3 separate regions of the Homo sapiens genome follow, and all the other regions are linked to region 1. Evidence: read pairs that join two places in POLR2A ChIA-PET (ENCODE). Cell type or tissue: K562. All regions are shown on one strand. Links, peaks and the distances in the headings refer to the core of each region. The heading gives the core; the rest is flanking DNA.

Region 1 (5,221 bases), core at 731-4,730:
GTCTTTCTCTGTTGCCCAGGCTAGAGTGCAGTGGCGTGATCTCGGCTCATTGCAACCTCTCCCTCCCTGGTTCAAGCAATTCTCCTGCCTCAGCCTCCCGAGTAGCTGGGATTACAGGCATGCGCCACCGCACTTGGCTAATTTTTGTATTTTTAGTAGAGATGGGTTTCACCATGTTGGCCAGGCTGGTCTTGAACTCCTGACCCCAGGTGATCCACCTGCCTCAGCCTCCCAAAGTGCTGGGATTACAGGTGTGAGCCACTGTGCCTGGCCTCATTTTTTAATTTTTTGTAGAGATGGGGTTTTTGCTATGTTGCCCAGGCTGTTCTTGAACTCCTGGCCTCAAGTGATGCACCCACCCTGGCCTCCCAAAGTGCTGGGATTACAGGCGGGAGCCAACGTGCCTGGCCCAGAATTTGTTCAGGCTGAATAATATTTTCTTTTTGTGTATACTGTATTTTGCTTACCCATTCATTCATCAATTGACCTGAGTTGTTTCTGTTTTTGGCTATTGTGAATAATGCTGCTGTGATCATGGGTATGCAAATATCTATTAGAGTCCCTGCTTTCAATTCAGAAGTAGAATTGCTGGATCATATGATAATTCTATGTTTAATTTTTTTTTTTTTTTTTTTTGAGACAGAGTCTCGCTGTGTTTCCCAGGCTGGAGTGCAGTGACTCAATCTCGGCTCACTGCAAGCTCCGCCCCCCCGGTTCATGCCATTCTCCTGCCTCAGCCTCCCGAGTAGCTGGGACTACAGGCACCCGCCACCACGCCCAGCTAACTTTTTGTATTTTTAGTAGAGACGGGGTTTCACCATGTTAGCCAGGAAGGTCTTGATCTCCTGACCTCGTGATTCGCCCGCCTCAGCCTCCCAAAGTGCTGGGATTACAGGCGTGAGCCACCACGCCCGGCCTCTATGTTTAATTTTTTTGAGGAACTGCCATACCATTTTCCACAGAGGCTGTACCATTTTATATTCCCACTAGCAAGGAGCCAGAGTTTCTGGTTCTTCCGCATCTTCACCAACACACATTGTTTTCTGTTTTTCTTCTTTTTTTTAAAATGGATGTGAAATGGTATCTGATGCTGGATTTGATTTGCATTTCCCTAATTATAAGTGAAGTTCAGCATTGTTTCATGTGCTTATTGACTATATGGACATCTTCTTTGGAGAAATATCTGTTCTTTGCCTGTTTTTGAATTGAGTTGCTTGATTTTTGTTGTTTAGTTTTAGGAGTTCTTTATATATTCTGAATATTAACCCCTTATCAGACATGTGATTTGCAAACACTTCTCGCCCATTCTGTAGGGTTGCCTTTTTACTCTATTGCTAGTGTCCTTTGATGCACAAAAGTTTTTAATTTTGTAGTCCAATTGATCTATTTTTTCATTTGTTGCCTGTGTTTTTTTGTGTCATATCCAAGAATTCATCACCAACTGGCATCATCACCAACTGGCATCATGAAGGTTTTCCTCTAAGAGTTGTATAGTTTTAGCTCTTAGGTTTAGGTCTGATCCATTTTGAATTAATTTTTTTGTACAATATAGTGTTTAACTTTTTTTTTTTTTTTTTTTTTTGAGATGGAGTCTCACTCTGTCGCCAGGTTGGAGTGCAGTGGCACAATCTCAAGGCTCACTGCAACCTCCGCCTCCCGGGTTCAGGCAATTCTCCTGCCTCAGCCTCCCGAGTAGCTGGGACTACAGGCGAGCGTCACCACACCCAGCTAATTTCTGTACTTTTAGTAGAGACGGGGTTTCACCATGTTGGCCAGAATGGTCTCAATCTCTTGACCTCGTGATCTGCCGCCTCGGCCTCCCAAAGTGCTGGGATTACAGGCGTGAGCCACCGCGCCCAGCCTAGTGTTTAACTTTTAAATACTCATGTAATAATTTTGTCTTTTGTATTATGAATATCTCATAGTTCTCTTGTCAGTTGCTTTAGTGATCATATTTGACTTTGGCTATTAGTATCAGGTAGTAATGATTGATTTCCTTTCTTTTGAGAGCTAGCTATGAAATCCTAAGGCTGCCAGCTAACTGAGTATACCCTCTCTTGGCTAAGGGGACCCCAGGAAACCTTAAAAACTGAATTCCCAACCAGAATGGGATGGGACATCTGACACGCCTCAGTATACCCCCTCCCTTTTGAGGTTTAAACACAGCTGACCAGCATTAATGTTAAAATAGAGATCTGAAGACTGAGAGAACAGACTCTTTGTGGCAATAAAATACCCAACTGTGAACAAAATGTAGGGCCATGCCAGGCAAGGGTTAAGTAAAGCATCCCCTTAAAGAATAAACTGGTTCTAACTGCCTCAAGGTGTTTCTTTTTTTCTAGCGGCTAAACAAGCACTGGCCTCCAGATAAGCAATATTAAGATAACTGCAGCTCACTCACTGCCAGACCCTAAGTGATCCCCACTCTCCTGTTCCACAAGCCATAACTATAGCTTTGATTGGACAAGAGACTGATTTCAGTAACTTTCTCCTGATAAGAGCACTGAGCATGAACTGGTTCTGGCCAGTTTACAGAGGCTGTGCACTTCAGTGCCTTCATGTCCCTGCTTCGCCATCTGACTACAGGGCCTCATTGTAATCCTTTTAGATGTTAAGTCTCCACCCACAAGTGAATATGGATAAGTATGTAACATACATGTTTATTCAGCCTGCATGTGCATGACCTCCCCCACTTTGTGAATATTCATAGCTCCTCCTATAACCTGTTAAATATATAAACTTGGCCAACCCGTTCAGCATAAATCCCTGTTCTATCCTCCCTTGAAGGTCTGTTTCTGTGCTCTGCGGGAGGATGCTTCCCAGCTATCAGGATTGCCACCTTGTAGGCTGTGACTCTTTACAAAATTATTTTTGAGGCAGAGTGTGGTTCCGTCACTCAGGCTGGAATGCTGTGGCACAAACACGGCTTACTGTAGCCTCTATCTCCCAGGCTCAAGAGATCTTCCTACTTGAAGGAAGTCTTTTTTTTTTTTTTTTTCTTTTTTTGAGGCAGAGTCTCACTCTGTCACCCAGGCTGGAGTGCAGTGGCACTATCTCAGCTCACTGCAACCTCTACCTCCTGGGTTCAAGCAATTCTTGTGCCTCAGCCTCTTGAGTAGCTGGGATTACAGGTGCCACCACCATGCCTGGCTAATTTTATTTATTTATTTATGATATGGAGTCTCTGTCACCCAGCCTGGAGTGCAGTGGCACAATCTCGGCTCACGATAACCTCTGCTTCCCGGGTTCAAGTGATTCTCCTGCCTCAGCCTCCCAGTAGCTGGGATTATAGGTGCCTGCCACCATGCCCGGCTAATGTTTTTGAATTTTTAGTAGAGGCAGGGTTTTACCATGTTGGCCAGGCTAGTCTCAAACTCCTGACCTCAAGTGATCCTCCTGCCTTGGCCTCCCAAAGTGCTGGGATTACAGGTGTGAGTCAATGCGTCTGGCCATTTTTGTATGGACGGGTTATTTCCGTGTTACCCAGACTGGTCTTGAACTCTCCTGGCCTCAAGTAATCCTCCTGCCTCAGCTTCCCAAAGTGCTAGAATTAGAGGTGTGAGCCACCATGCCTGGCCTGGCTGCGCAATCTAAATTCTTCCTTATCCTGGGTATGGCTTAAGCTCCCCTCTTGGCTAGAATATTTTTGGAACCAAGTCTGGGGTTGACTGGGACTTTTTTTTTTTTTTCTTTTACACGGAGTCTCGCTCTGTCACCGAGGCTGGAATGCAGTGGAGCGATCCTGGCTCACTGCAACCTCCGCCTTCCAGATTCCAGTGATTATCCTGCCTCAGCCTCCCAAGTAGCTGGGATTACAGGCGCCTGCCACCATGCCTGGCTAATTTTTGTATTTTTAGTAGAGATGGGGTTTTGCCATGTTGGCCAAGCTGGTCTTGAACTCCTGACCTCAGGTGATCCGCCCCTGCCTCGGCCTCGCAAAGTGCTGGGATTACAGGCATGAGCCACCGTGCCCAGCCAGACTGGGACTTACACAACAGAGATTTTAGAACCTTCCCATTTAGTTGGCTCCTTTTAGGCCAAATGGGAGGTGGGGAGATAATGGGGATAGAAGTATCCTTCATCTACTGCCTCTCTAGATGAGTTTACCTGCTGTTTTCTACTGGTGTCTTGCCCTCAACTCTATGGCTTACCCTTTATGCAGGAGATAAAAAACTTTAGTCCTTCCCACTTGGGAATAGTGGTTGGGCAGAAGGTGGGAACCAATCACCAATCTTGTATGTAAGTTCAGAATGCAGTTATCTTGGAGTCTGTAGTCTTCTGACCTTTGTCATTGCCCTCCAGTGAAAGACCTCCAAGAGCACACCTGTAGTTGGACAAATTGGGCTTATTGCATATTTCAGTGAGTTCCATGGGGAACTGTGGGGTGTTTCAGTAACTTTTCAAATGGGATTTGGGCTTCTACTAGGTAGTTTGGGAAGGGTTTAAGGAAGTGAGGCTTTGATCTGTATGGGGTGCTGTTAGGAAGCTGGAAAAATTCTGTAACTGGATAGCTTAAGAAATCTTTTCTAGAAGGAAAGAAGACTGGAATAAAGCTAAAGCTGTAACTGGTAAAGAAGCAACAGTCATTCCTGTTAGCCAGGATAGAGAGTTGGTCATTTCTGTGATTTGGACAATGTTCATGTTTTTTTTTTTGCTTGTGTTCAGGAGTGATTACAGAGTGGTCTTGTTTAGTCTTTATCCATCATGGTCTTGTCTGATATTGATGTTCTCTGAAATTGTTGATGTTCAGCAGAAGAGTCAGTCATCAAGGCCTAGGTGTGTGCCTTGCTCTGAGTTGTTAGCCAGTTTACAGCAACACCAAGGCCCAGCTGTGATATTACCAGGCCAGCTCCCAGATGTCAGGGGCTGCATTTCTTTTTCTCACGTGGTTGTAAAGTCTTCTAGTGGAATGATGTATTAGAAACAAATCCAATAGCCAACATAAGTTGAAGTGATTTTCTAACATAGAAGAGCAAAAAGGAATGGGATAGAGGTATAGAGGTTTCATTTGTATTTGACTTTTCTAAACTGGGTTAAATCAGCTTCCCCTCTGCGGTAGGCAGCATAATGGCCCCTGAAGTTGGTAATCCATGTGGTAATCCCTGGAGCCTGTGGTGTGTTACTTTACATGGGTAAAGGGATTTTGCAGATGTGAGTATGTTAAAGGAGAATTACCCTGAATTATCCAGGTGGGCTCTATGTGGTCACAGGGTCCTTATAG
Region 2 (5,221 bases), core at 746-4,745, 270 kb before region 1:
GGTGCTGGGATTACAGGTGTGAGCCACCGTGCCCGGCCTATCATTTTTTTTAAACAGAAAAAGTTAACTTTTCCCCCCCCAGACAGGGCCTCGCTCTGTCACCCAAGCTGGAGTGCAGTGGCGCGGTCTTGGCTCACTCACTGCAACCTCGCCCCCGCCCCACCAAGCCGTCCTCCCACCTCAGCCTCCCGAGTAACTGAAACCACAGGTACATATACCACCATGCCCGTTTTTTTGTTTGTTTGTTTGTTTTGTATTTTTAGTATAGACGGGATCTCGCCATGTTGCCCAGGCTGATCTGGAACTCCTGGGCTCAAGGCATCTGCCTGCCTTAGCCTCCCAGAGTGCCGGGAGGAAAAGTTAACTTTTTAAAAAGGCCACTGACTGCAGAGTAGAAACGCAACCATTCTTAGAGCAAGGAAGATTCGTGATAATCTAGTTTGGTTTTATCCTTATCAAGAATTATGACTTTCTGGCTGGGCGTGTGGCTCACACCTGTAATCCCAACACTTGGGATTACCTGGGGAAGCCAAGGTGGGAGGATCAATTGAGCTCGGTTCAAGACCAGCCTGGGCAACGCCGTGAGACCTGGACTCTGTTAAAAACAAATTAGAAAGAGAATTGTGACTCTCCCATTACGCAATACAACAAAGAAAAGCCCAGAAAAGATGAACAGCTAAGTCACAGACAGTTGGTTCCAGAGTTAACTATTTTTTTTTCAAGGTTACACTTTCTAAAATTTCGTCTTTTGCAGTAAAGGGGTTTCACAGTGGCAAGATGTGATGTGAACCATACTAACTGCCAACAATCTAGCGTCTGCTCACACAGCTCTAAAATAATATGTACAAAACTGAACAATTTTGTTTTGTTTTGTTTTTGAGAGGGAGTCCCACTCTTTCATCCAGGCTGAAGTGAAGTGGTGCGATCTCTGCTCACTGCAACCTCTGCTCCCCTGGGGTTCAAGCCATTCTCCGGCCTCAGCCTCCCAAGTAGCTGAGATTACAGGCGCCCACCACCATGCCTGGCTAATTTCAGTATTTTTAGTAGAGACAGGGTTTCGCCATGTTGGCTAGGCTGGTCTCAAACTCCTGACCTCAGGCAATCCACCCCCCTCAGCCTCCCAAAGTGCTAGGATTACAGGCGTGCATCACCACACCTGGCAAAAAATTAAACAACGTTAAAGCTGCACTGTAAGAAAAATTAGTTCCAAAAGATGTAGGACTGTTGGAACCACCTTCTCAGTGCCTGCAGGATGTGGTCCTCAACTTCCCAAGCAGTTACAGGAATGCACAAGTAAAGCAGGAGACAGAAGCAAGATGTGCCGGCAAGACAACCTGCCCAGACACGAGGGAGAGGCCGTACAGCATCCGGATAAACAAACCACAGGGCAGTGTTGGGGGTTTTGCTAAATTATTTGGACTCCAGGCCTTGATTTCTTCCTCCACAGGACACTAACACCTCTGCCTCACATATCAGAAGTCGAGATCAATGAGCTCATAAACGAAAAGTGCCCTGCAGGAGAACAAATAGTGAGGAGCGCAAGGATCTGCATGTGACAAACAAGGAGAGAAACACAAACATCCTTAAAAGAAAATGCCCACTGCAGGTTTTAGGCCCTCATTGCTCTTCAGGCACAAGTGTGGGTGCTTCTCCCTTGATTTCCCTGGCTTCAGGCTTTGCCTCCCTAGATTCAAACACCCAAACTGCCCCCCACGCATCTCTAAAACCTAAGTCTCATTAATGTGCTTAAAACTCTTTAGCGGCTTTCCAGTCCTCCCTGAATATGCCTTAGTGTGGCCTACAATGCTCCCCAGCTCTGTCCCTAATTACCTTTCCCCCAGCTCTCTCCCTGACTACCTTCCTCCCAGCTCTGTCCCTGACTACCTTCCTCCCAGCCTTCTCTTCCACTTTCCCTACACCCTTTGCCCACCCCCATTCTGGCCACAACCTGTAGCTGAACACCACGTCTCCATGGTTGGACAGCTTTGCCCATGCTGTCCCTCTAACTGGTGACAGTAATGTTAATATGTAAATAGTCCTAAGAATCCTACCCAGTCCAGCACACAAAAACTGATGCTTGCTTGGGGTTCTGGAAATAGGATACACACATGGTACTAGAACAGAAGGGGAACAAACTTCTGGGTACGAGGCTGTGCAGAAGAGTTCTCAGATGACGGCCACTTTACTGTGATGCTCCCCTGCTTCTCACTTCACTCACCTCTCCTCCCTGTCATGATGTGGCTACCTCCTGCTCCACGGTTGTCATGGTGACAAACCAAGGGCTGACTGACTTCAAAATCATTGACTCCTCTTGGTCCAATTGCATAGCCCCCTCTTCTCTCCAAGGGCAAATGGATTAAAAAGCTAAATGATCTAAATCAGTGAATTTGCATTGTTACAAAAAATTACTCCTTATGGTTCTACTGGGCTTTTTTGAGGAAGACACTTAAACGGCTTAATAGATAGTATTTCCGGCAGGATAATGCAGGAACCTAAGCATTTCCAAGCAGCATACGGGAGAAGGTAACAGTTCACAAGAAAAGCCAGCACATGATCAGGAGGGCACATCTAGAAAAATAGCATTTTAAGTCAGGTCTCTATTTACTTGTTTTTTAAGCTGCTCCTAGTTTGCCAATTTCTTTGTTACATTTCCAAAGAGCTATACAATCTTCTCCGAGTGAACTCACATTCACCAAAATGTATGTTGACAATGCTTGCTTTTTAACTCACTGTGTTGTTATTTATGTAGCCAATAACTACTGATACAGAAGGTAAGAGGTAAGAAGGAAAACCACAATTTTTAACTCCTAATAGGCTGAGGCAGAAAACACAGCGTATTTGTTTTGCAGCGCCAGCGTTTACGACTAAGCTAAACCTGAAGCTCCCTTCTACGGTGGCTTCAGGATTATGTCCACAGACGCTTTGCTACTGCTGCCCTTTAGGGGGTGGAGCCCGACTCCCCTCACCCCGAGAGTGGGCTGGACAAATACACCATGACCAAAGTCACCACAGGCTTTGCCCTTCCTCCCTGCTCTGTCTGCTCAGCAGCTTAGCGGGAGGCCAGCTGCCATGAGGACACGGTATCCCTAAGAAGCCCCGCAAGCGGCCGAGAACTGACTCTCCTGCCAACGGCCAGCACTAACTTCCAGGCTTGTGAACAGGCCAGCGCAGAAGTAGATCCAGATGCCTGCCCCACAGAACTGACCAAGGTAACAAAAACGTATTGCTTTAAGCTCTATTACACAGCAATAAGCAACTAGTATCTTTCTTTTATTCAATGGAAATTAAGAAACTGGGAAACTAGCTATCTTTACTGTTCAGATAAACATAATTTAAATGCAGACTGCAATCCTGTTTTGTAATCTACTTATTTCCATTAACAATAAATCATGTTCATAAATACAAGTATGTTAATAAATTAATGACAGACATTAATACGCATCATGACCATTTTAAATGGCTGCACAGTATTTCACTGCATTGTTATATTAACGGTTATTTAACAAATGTCCTGTATTTAGACATGTAGGCTGTTTCAGTATTTTTCAGTATTATAAGTAATGCCATAAATCACCTTTCCCATGCATCTTCTCTTATGCATATTAGTTCACTAGAATAAATTTTTACGTTTCTAAATGTAGAAATTTGTTCTGCTGGATTAGAGGGGACATATCTTGTTAGACTCTTTTTTTTTTTTGAGACAGAGTCTTGCCCTGTCACCCAGGCTGGAGGACAGTGGTATGATCTCAGCTCACTGCAACCTCTGCCTCCTGGGTTCAAGCGATTCTCCCGCCTCTGCCTCCCAAGTAGCTGGGATTACAGGCGGGTGCCACCACACTCAGCTAATTTTTTGTATTTTTAGTAGAGATGGGGTTTCACCACGTTGGCCAGGCTGGTCTGGAACTCCTGACCTCAAGTGATCTGCCAGCCTCCACCTCCAAAAGTGCTAGGATTACAGGTGTGAGCCACCATGCCTGGCCTTGTTAGACTCTTGATAAATCTGTTATAACCAACCCTAGGTAGGTTGTGCCCAGTGTCTGTATGCCCTCAGCAACAGCAGGTATTACAGCCTGTAATTTGACCACCATCGAAGGTGATGGGCTATGGAAAGCATGGCTTCTCCTTCATGCTGACAAATGGTAAAGGGCGGCATTTGGAGGCCTGAGACAGGAGAACAAGGACATGCAGAAAGCAGCTGCTTTAAAGGCAGTAAAAAACAGGGGTCACAGTCAAAGAATAAGATGCCCCACTTCCAAATTCCTAGGTGCCTACATTCTATAATAGAAGAATTAAAGAAAAGTCACAGAGTGAAGCTCCTTACAGCTTTTGCAAGAACTTCTTTTGAGGCTATTCTATGGTCTTATGAGACCATCTATTTTTTCAACCTTTTAAGGACCCTAGCTGGCAATTCACACTGTAACTCAAGAAAATCAGCACACATTCAAGTGGTTAAAGCCAAGTAGGGGATATCATGAGGCAAGCCAGATGCTTAAGGCACAAATTTAAGGAGGCACTCACTCTCAGGGATGTGCCAGTGCAGGGTCCGCCTGTGCATGAACCTGAGAGTAAGTGCCTCCTTAAATACTGTATGGTGCTTTACTCACCTCCCTGTAGGCCCAGATTTAATGTCCAAAGAAAATGAGACAATGAGACAATTAGTCTCAAGTCTCACTCCTTCCATTCCGCTTGGTTTCTATTTTTAAAAATCGGTTGAATTCCTGGCCAGGCATAGTGGCTCACGCCTGTAATCCCAGCACTTTGGGAGGCTGAGGTGGGTGGATCACCTGAGGTCAGGAATTCGAGACCAGCCTGACCAAGATGGTGAAACCCATCTCTACTAAAAATAGAAAAATTAGCTGGGTGTGGTGGCAGGCACCTGTAATCCCAGCTACTCCGGAGGCAGAGGCAGGAGAATTGCTTGAACCTGGCAGGCGGAGGTTGCAGTGAGCCGAGATTGAGCCATTGCACTCCAGCCTGGGCGACAAGAGCAAAACTCTATCTCAAAAAACAAAAAAAGAATTCTTAACCTTATCTATAGCAGGGAACTACAGTCTTTTGCTCCTACATGTAAAGGATACAGCATAACTGTATTCGAAGGAACAAATGCAGTGTTGCTAAATAATACCAGTCCTGACAGTCAATTAACATTTTCAGAGCCAGGCTGGGGTTGGGTAGTGGCAAGCCTGGAGTTCCAGCTCCTCAGGAGGCTGAGGCAGGAGAA
Region 3 (5,221 bases), core at 746-4,745, 330 kb after region 1:
CCTTGAAGTGAGCCTGGTAGGGTTGAGAGAATGAGGGAGAAGAGGGAGCAGCCGGCATGGTAAGGAGGAAGTCCATCTCCATTCTCCATCACACAAAAGGATGTGTGTGATGTAATTTTCTAGGACAAACAAGTATATTTTCATCAGCCTTGCCAATTTCCTCTTCCTCATTCTGATCAATCATCTTGAAAGCCCCTTGGAATTACTAAATTCGTGATGAATTTCCCATGATTATTATGAGTGTGAATGATGAAGAACAAAATAATTGCTATTTAATTATTTATCCTGATTGAACATGAGTGATGATAAGAGCTTCACACAGGATGGAATTGGGCCATCTTTACCCATGCTCCTCACTGTTTAAAAAGAGTTAAGATGCATGTATGCTAATAATCATAAGGAAACAAGAAAAATAAACTTCTCCATCTTCTCATTGATGTAGGCATAAATAATTACAGATGTTCCTCAATTTATGATGAGGAACCCATTGAAACTTCAACTTGAAACCCATTTCAAATTGAAAATATCAGAAGTTGAAATTTCATTTAATATACCTACCCTCCGGAACACCACAGCTTAGCCTCGTCTACCTTAATCATGCTCAGAGCATGCTTGTTAGCCCGTAGTTGGCAAAATTATTGAGGGTAGGCTGCTCACCCTCATGGCTGTGGGGCTGGCTGTCTGGGAGCCACAGATGCTGCTAGGCAGTGTAAGGGTATCCTATGGTATATTGTTAACCTGGAAAAAGATCAAAATTTGAAGTGTGGTTTCCACTGAAGGCATCTCCCTTTTTACACTATTGTAAAGGTGAAGAATTATAAGTCAACTGTTGTAATTTGGGACCTGTCTGTATTTCAAAATGTACTTTTCCCATAATGCTTTAGGGAAAACTATGAAGTAAATGTCGGGAGCACTTGCTTAACCCCTGAACCAGCTGCTTTCTCTGAGCCCTGACCCATCAGTGATGTTCGACTTGTGTGATCTGATGGCCATGGCACAGCTGAGTGGACCAGGGTGGGTATTGACCTAGGCGGAGCCGATCAGATTCTCTGAGAGATTTGACATTGGGCCTCCCAGCCCCCGCCAAGTTGTTGTCTGCTTCTGTCTGGAAATGCGGGAAGGTCTCCTGAGCTGCAGAATGGCCAAGCAAAGGAGGTCAGAGAAAGAAAGGAGAGAGGAGAGGAGAGTGGGAAGGGACGGGGAATCAGACAGTTCTGTGACCCACACTGTTGTGACTTTGTGTCATGGGGTCCGAGTTTGTGTTACGAAAATTCAAAGATGATGGTTTCTTCATTCACAAGCACGACAGAGAAACATGTCGTTTGAATGTGGAGTGCTCTTTCCATAAGAAAGAACGTGGGCTAGAGGAGGGCAGCATCACCTATGGCTGCACTAAATTCATTTTCACCTGCAAGGGCAACCATAATTCCCACGAGCTTTGGTTGGGCTTAATGTTTTCCTGTCTTCTAATGGACAGTAATTGAAATGGATTTATTATCTAAATTATTCCTTAGTTCAGGATATCACTTAGAAAAATGGGACTATAAAATGAGATATTCATGGTCAAAAGCAATCTGTAGGAGCTGCGAGTTAAGGCAAGATTCCTCCAGCCTGACTCTTCCCTAGAGAATATAAAGTAGTTTTTCAAATTTGGAAAATTTATTATATTATAAATTGGATTTAATATCTTTCTTTACCCAATTTAGAAAAATTGTTGGGAGAAAGTGTGTCTGATTTTACAGGTAATTGAAGACTTAGGCACTTTTGCAAATGAACAGATACCCAGGCACACTTGCCCTGGATGGATGGCTGGCCCCTGGAATTTTCTTTCCTTCCAGCAGTCACACAGTGACTTCCTGCCTTCTGTTTCCTTCTTCATGGCAGATCCCGCAGATGCCTGGAGTTCATCCCCCTCACTCTCATTTTCACGCCTTTCTCACACACTGCTTCCTGAGAGGCTCCAGCAGTCAGGACAGGGGGGAAGAGGAGAGGGAGAGGGGGGAAGAGGAGAGGGAGAGCGCGGAGCCCCCTCCTCCCCATGGCTCCGGTGTTGGTCGGGTGGAAGCTCCTTCAGGCCTCATTCCGCCTCCTCCAACATTTCACTCCTGGTGCTGTGAGGAAACACTCAGGAGACTCACTGCATTTGCATTTTCCTCTGACACATAGATAATACATCTTGCTCTAGCTATTCACTTCACATTTGAGAAACACCTACAATACCTGTACTTAGTAGGTTGCAAATCCCAGGCATCTAAAAGTTATAGAATTGCTCATCTCTGGAAGCTCACTATCTGGGAGGAGACAGATACATTAAATATTGTAATAAAATGATGACGACGGAGGAGATGGAGACAGGGAGGGCTCAGGTGGCTGGGGCAGTGGGATTGGCCACAATAAAGAGGAAGTGATCTTGCCAAAACCTGAAAGCCGAGGGAGCCTGTGGCGTGGAGATCGGGGGTAGGTGTTTTAGGAAGCCGCAGGCTAAGGACCCACTTGTGAATAAGGCTGTGTGCGTGCGATGGGCGGATGCACACTCATGGGCAGGTGTGTGGGGTACAAGTAGTTGTGAGTTGCTGGGAAGTGCAGCATAAGAAAGCTGCGGTCTGAGGCCAGGAGCTGGGCTGAGCCAGGTGACGAAGACCTCAATGCCGCTTGCAGGAGTGTGGGTTATCCTGGGAGAGAAAGTCACAATGTTCCCAGACTCGTGGCAGCCTCTAGGGGCGGCCAAGGGAAGTTCTGCTCACTGTCTCCCAACAGGTCTTTAGGGATGCCATCATGATTTCCTGGCGCTCTGGGTCTAACCTGAAAGTCTTGCCAATCCCAGGGACAAACTTATCCTAAATGAACTCATGAGACACATGCATGAAATCAGAATGCCACTTTGTTGTTGTTGTTGTTGTTGTTTGTTGTCTGCTTTGTTTTTTGATACAGAATTTCACTTTCAGCCCAGGCTGAAGTGCAGTGGTGCGATCATGGCTCACTGCAGCCTCGACCTTCCAGGATCAAGTGATCCTCCCTCCTCAGGCTCCCAAGTAACTGTGACTACAGGTGGGCCACCACACTCAGCTAATTTTAATTTTTTTTGAAAATTTTTAGCAGAGATGGGGGTCTCACTATGTTGCCCAGGCTGGTCTCAAATTCCTGAGCTCAAGAGATCCTCCTGCCTTGGCCTCAGCAAGTACTGGGATGACAGGTGTGAGCCATCATGCCTGGCCCTGCTTTATTAATTTATAAGGCGAAGCAACAGTGGAAGGGCTCAGAATACCAGGGGAGAGTGTGGAGTGAGTGCTCTGTTCGGTGAACAGGAATCCCAAGAGAGAAGGAGGTGAATGCTGTCCTCAGGGGCTTTATTGGCATCCAGTGGGGGTGGTCTCACTCCTGGGATGAGGACACTGGGACCCCACTGCCTGGAACCCCAGTGCCCAGCTCCCCTTTGGGTTGCCTTTCTCGAGAGGTGTGGGGGTCTCAAAGTGTCCTCTCTCCTAGACAGTGCTGGATTGGCAGAGTCCACATTTATCTCTTACCTTTTCCTTTTACAAAGTCAACCAAGCTTGGAGATTCCCAAATTCATCCTTTACACACATCAGAATGTTCTACAAAGGGACAGTCAAACATGGTTAGCATGGGAAGCATTCTCCCTCCCTCTGGTGACACGAGTCACCATGCCTGGATAAGAAGGCCATCACCTGGCTATGGCAGCCCAGGCGATCAAGGACAGGAGAGGCTCCAGTTGCCCATTGCTCTGAAGGACAGCCTCCCTGGCACGGACAGATGCGAGCTGTGGCCCTGGTCATGCCTGTGGCTGAGTCATCATTTTCAGGTTGTTGTAGCTCTCAGTGAAGAAGCTTACTGGAGTCCAGTTGGCCAAAAGCAAGCAGCTTGTGCATTGGAGTGGTCGCCGCGCCTGAGCAGGTCCCTGTCTTCTTCCCGGATGCACCCCTGAGCCACGCAGACCCCCCCCCACCCCTCTGTTAGAAATGGGCCTACTCATGACCTGGTCACCTGGCCTAGGCTGCTCACACCAGAAGCTGGGGCTTAGCTCCCCAAGATCCCATCAGAGGCCGGGAATCTATTTTGATGGCTACTTTATCTCATTTGAGGATTTAGAATTAAAAATGATAATGTTCCAAGCATTCCTCTGAGCGAGTCCTGCTGCCTCCACAGCGGTCCACGTTTATATGACTCTGAAACATACATGGAACCACTTTTGGTTCTGCTTTTCAAGGGACAAAGATCACCTTTTGTGGGAAATATTCTAATATATCGGCTAGCAACTTCTTAACTTTATTTTCTAAGATTAGATGATCATAAGCAGAACTTCAATTGCACCACTGCACTCCAGCCTGGGCAATGGAGTGAAATTCTGTATCAAAAAACATTTAAACTAAAACATTACTATAATATGTACTCAGGAAATTAGAATGCTTTTATGAAAAAAACCATTATACCTAAGATTTTTTTTCCTTCTGTACTGCTTGGAATGTATTTATTTCTTTTCTTTGCGTTGACTCTAACATTGCCTAGCGTCTCATCCCTGCTCAAGTATGCATCCTCACAAGCTATGATATCACAGCTCATTAACCAGGCAACAGGCCAGTGTGGATGAGATCAGAGCATGGGATGAGGCCAGGGTTCCTGAGGTCTGAATCACCAGGTGTGTTCATCATTGTGGGCACAAAAGAATAATAGGAACCTGGGAGGCTGAGGTGGGCAGATCACAAAGTCAGAAGTTCGAGGCCAGCCTGGCCAACATGGTGAGACCCCGTTTCTACTAAAAATACAAAAATTAGCTGGGCATGGTGGCGGGTACCTGTAGTCCCAGCTACTCGGGAGGCTGAGGCAGGAGAATCACTTGAACTGGGGGGGCGAAGGTTGCAGTGAGCGGAGATCGCGCCACTGCACTCTAGCCTGGGTGACAGAGCGAGACTCCCTCTCAAAAAAAAAAAAAAAAAAGAATAATAGGAATAGACTACAATCTGTTGTTAAATGTAAAATGTTTTACAACACGAACTTTTGTAAGGAGTTGATGTTGGAGAGGCAAGAACTTGAGCCTTCTCCAGCACATCCTGACATCTAGAACTACAAATGCAGATTAAAAATTAACGTATGATCATTATAAAAAGTTTATGTGACAGAGACAGCTTTAAAGTGAAAAGTAAAAATCACTCAGATCTTACTGTCCATTAATAATCATTATTATCATTTTGGTAAAAATCCCTTC

Evidence for each region. Peaks named below come from ENCODE experiments on the same cell type or tissue, not always from the same donor. Only the 100,000 strongest peaks of a DNase experiment are listed, where the experiment ranks them.
Region 2: POLR2A ChIA-PET joins it to region 1 with 5 read pairs; 5 of 35 experiments call an interaction of 5 or more read pairs at or near these places.
Region 3: POLR2A ChIA-PET joins it to region 1 with 5 read pairs; 1 of 35 experiments calls an interaction of 5 or more read pairs at or near these places.

The regions. Positions count from the first base shown.
Region 1 is chr7:156,883,825-156,889,045 of GRCh38, reverse strand. The region is part of intron 1 of LMBR1 (limb development membrane protein 1); the gene reads left to right. Among named protein-coding and RNA genes, the nearest start is that of LMBR1, 6.7 kb to the left of the region's middle. In K562, for the core only: no CTCF peak of the experiment used is centred there; DNase peaks (open chromatin) are centred at 2,455 and 2,795.
Region 2 is chr7:157,148,855-157,154,075 of GRCh38, reverse strand. The region is part of intron 1 of UBE3C (ubiquitin protein ligase E3C); the gene reads right to left. Among named protein-coding and RNA genes, the nearest start is that of UBE3C, 13 kb to the right of the region's middle. In K562, for the core only: a CTCF peak has its summit at 2,255; a DNase peak (open chromatin) is centred at 3,005.
Region 3 is chr7:156,557,765-156,562,985 of GRCh38, reverse strand. All of the region lies in intron 2 of RNF32-DT (RNF32 divergent transcript), which reads left to right. Among named protein-coding and RNA genes, the nearest start is that of LINC00244, 20 kb to the right of the region's middle. In K562, for the core only: a CTCF peak has its summit at 2,714; a DNase peak (open chromatin) is centred at 2,715; H3K27me3 peaks cover 2,221 bases.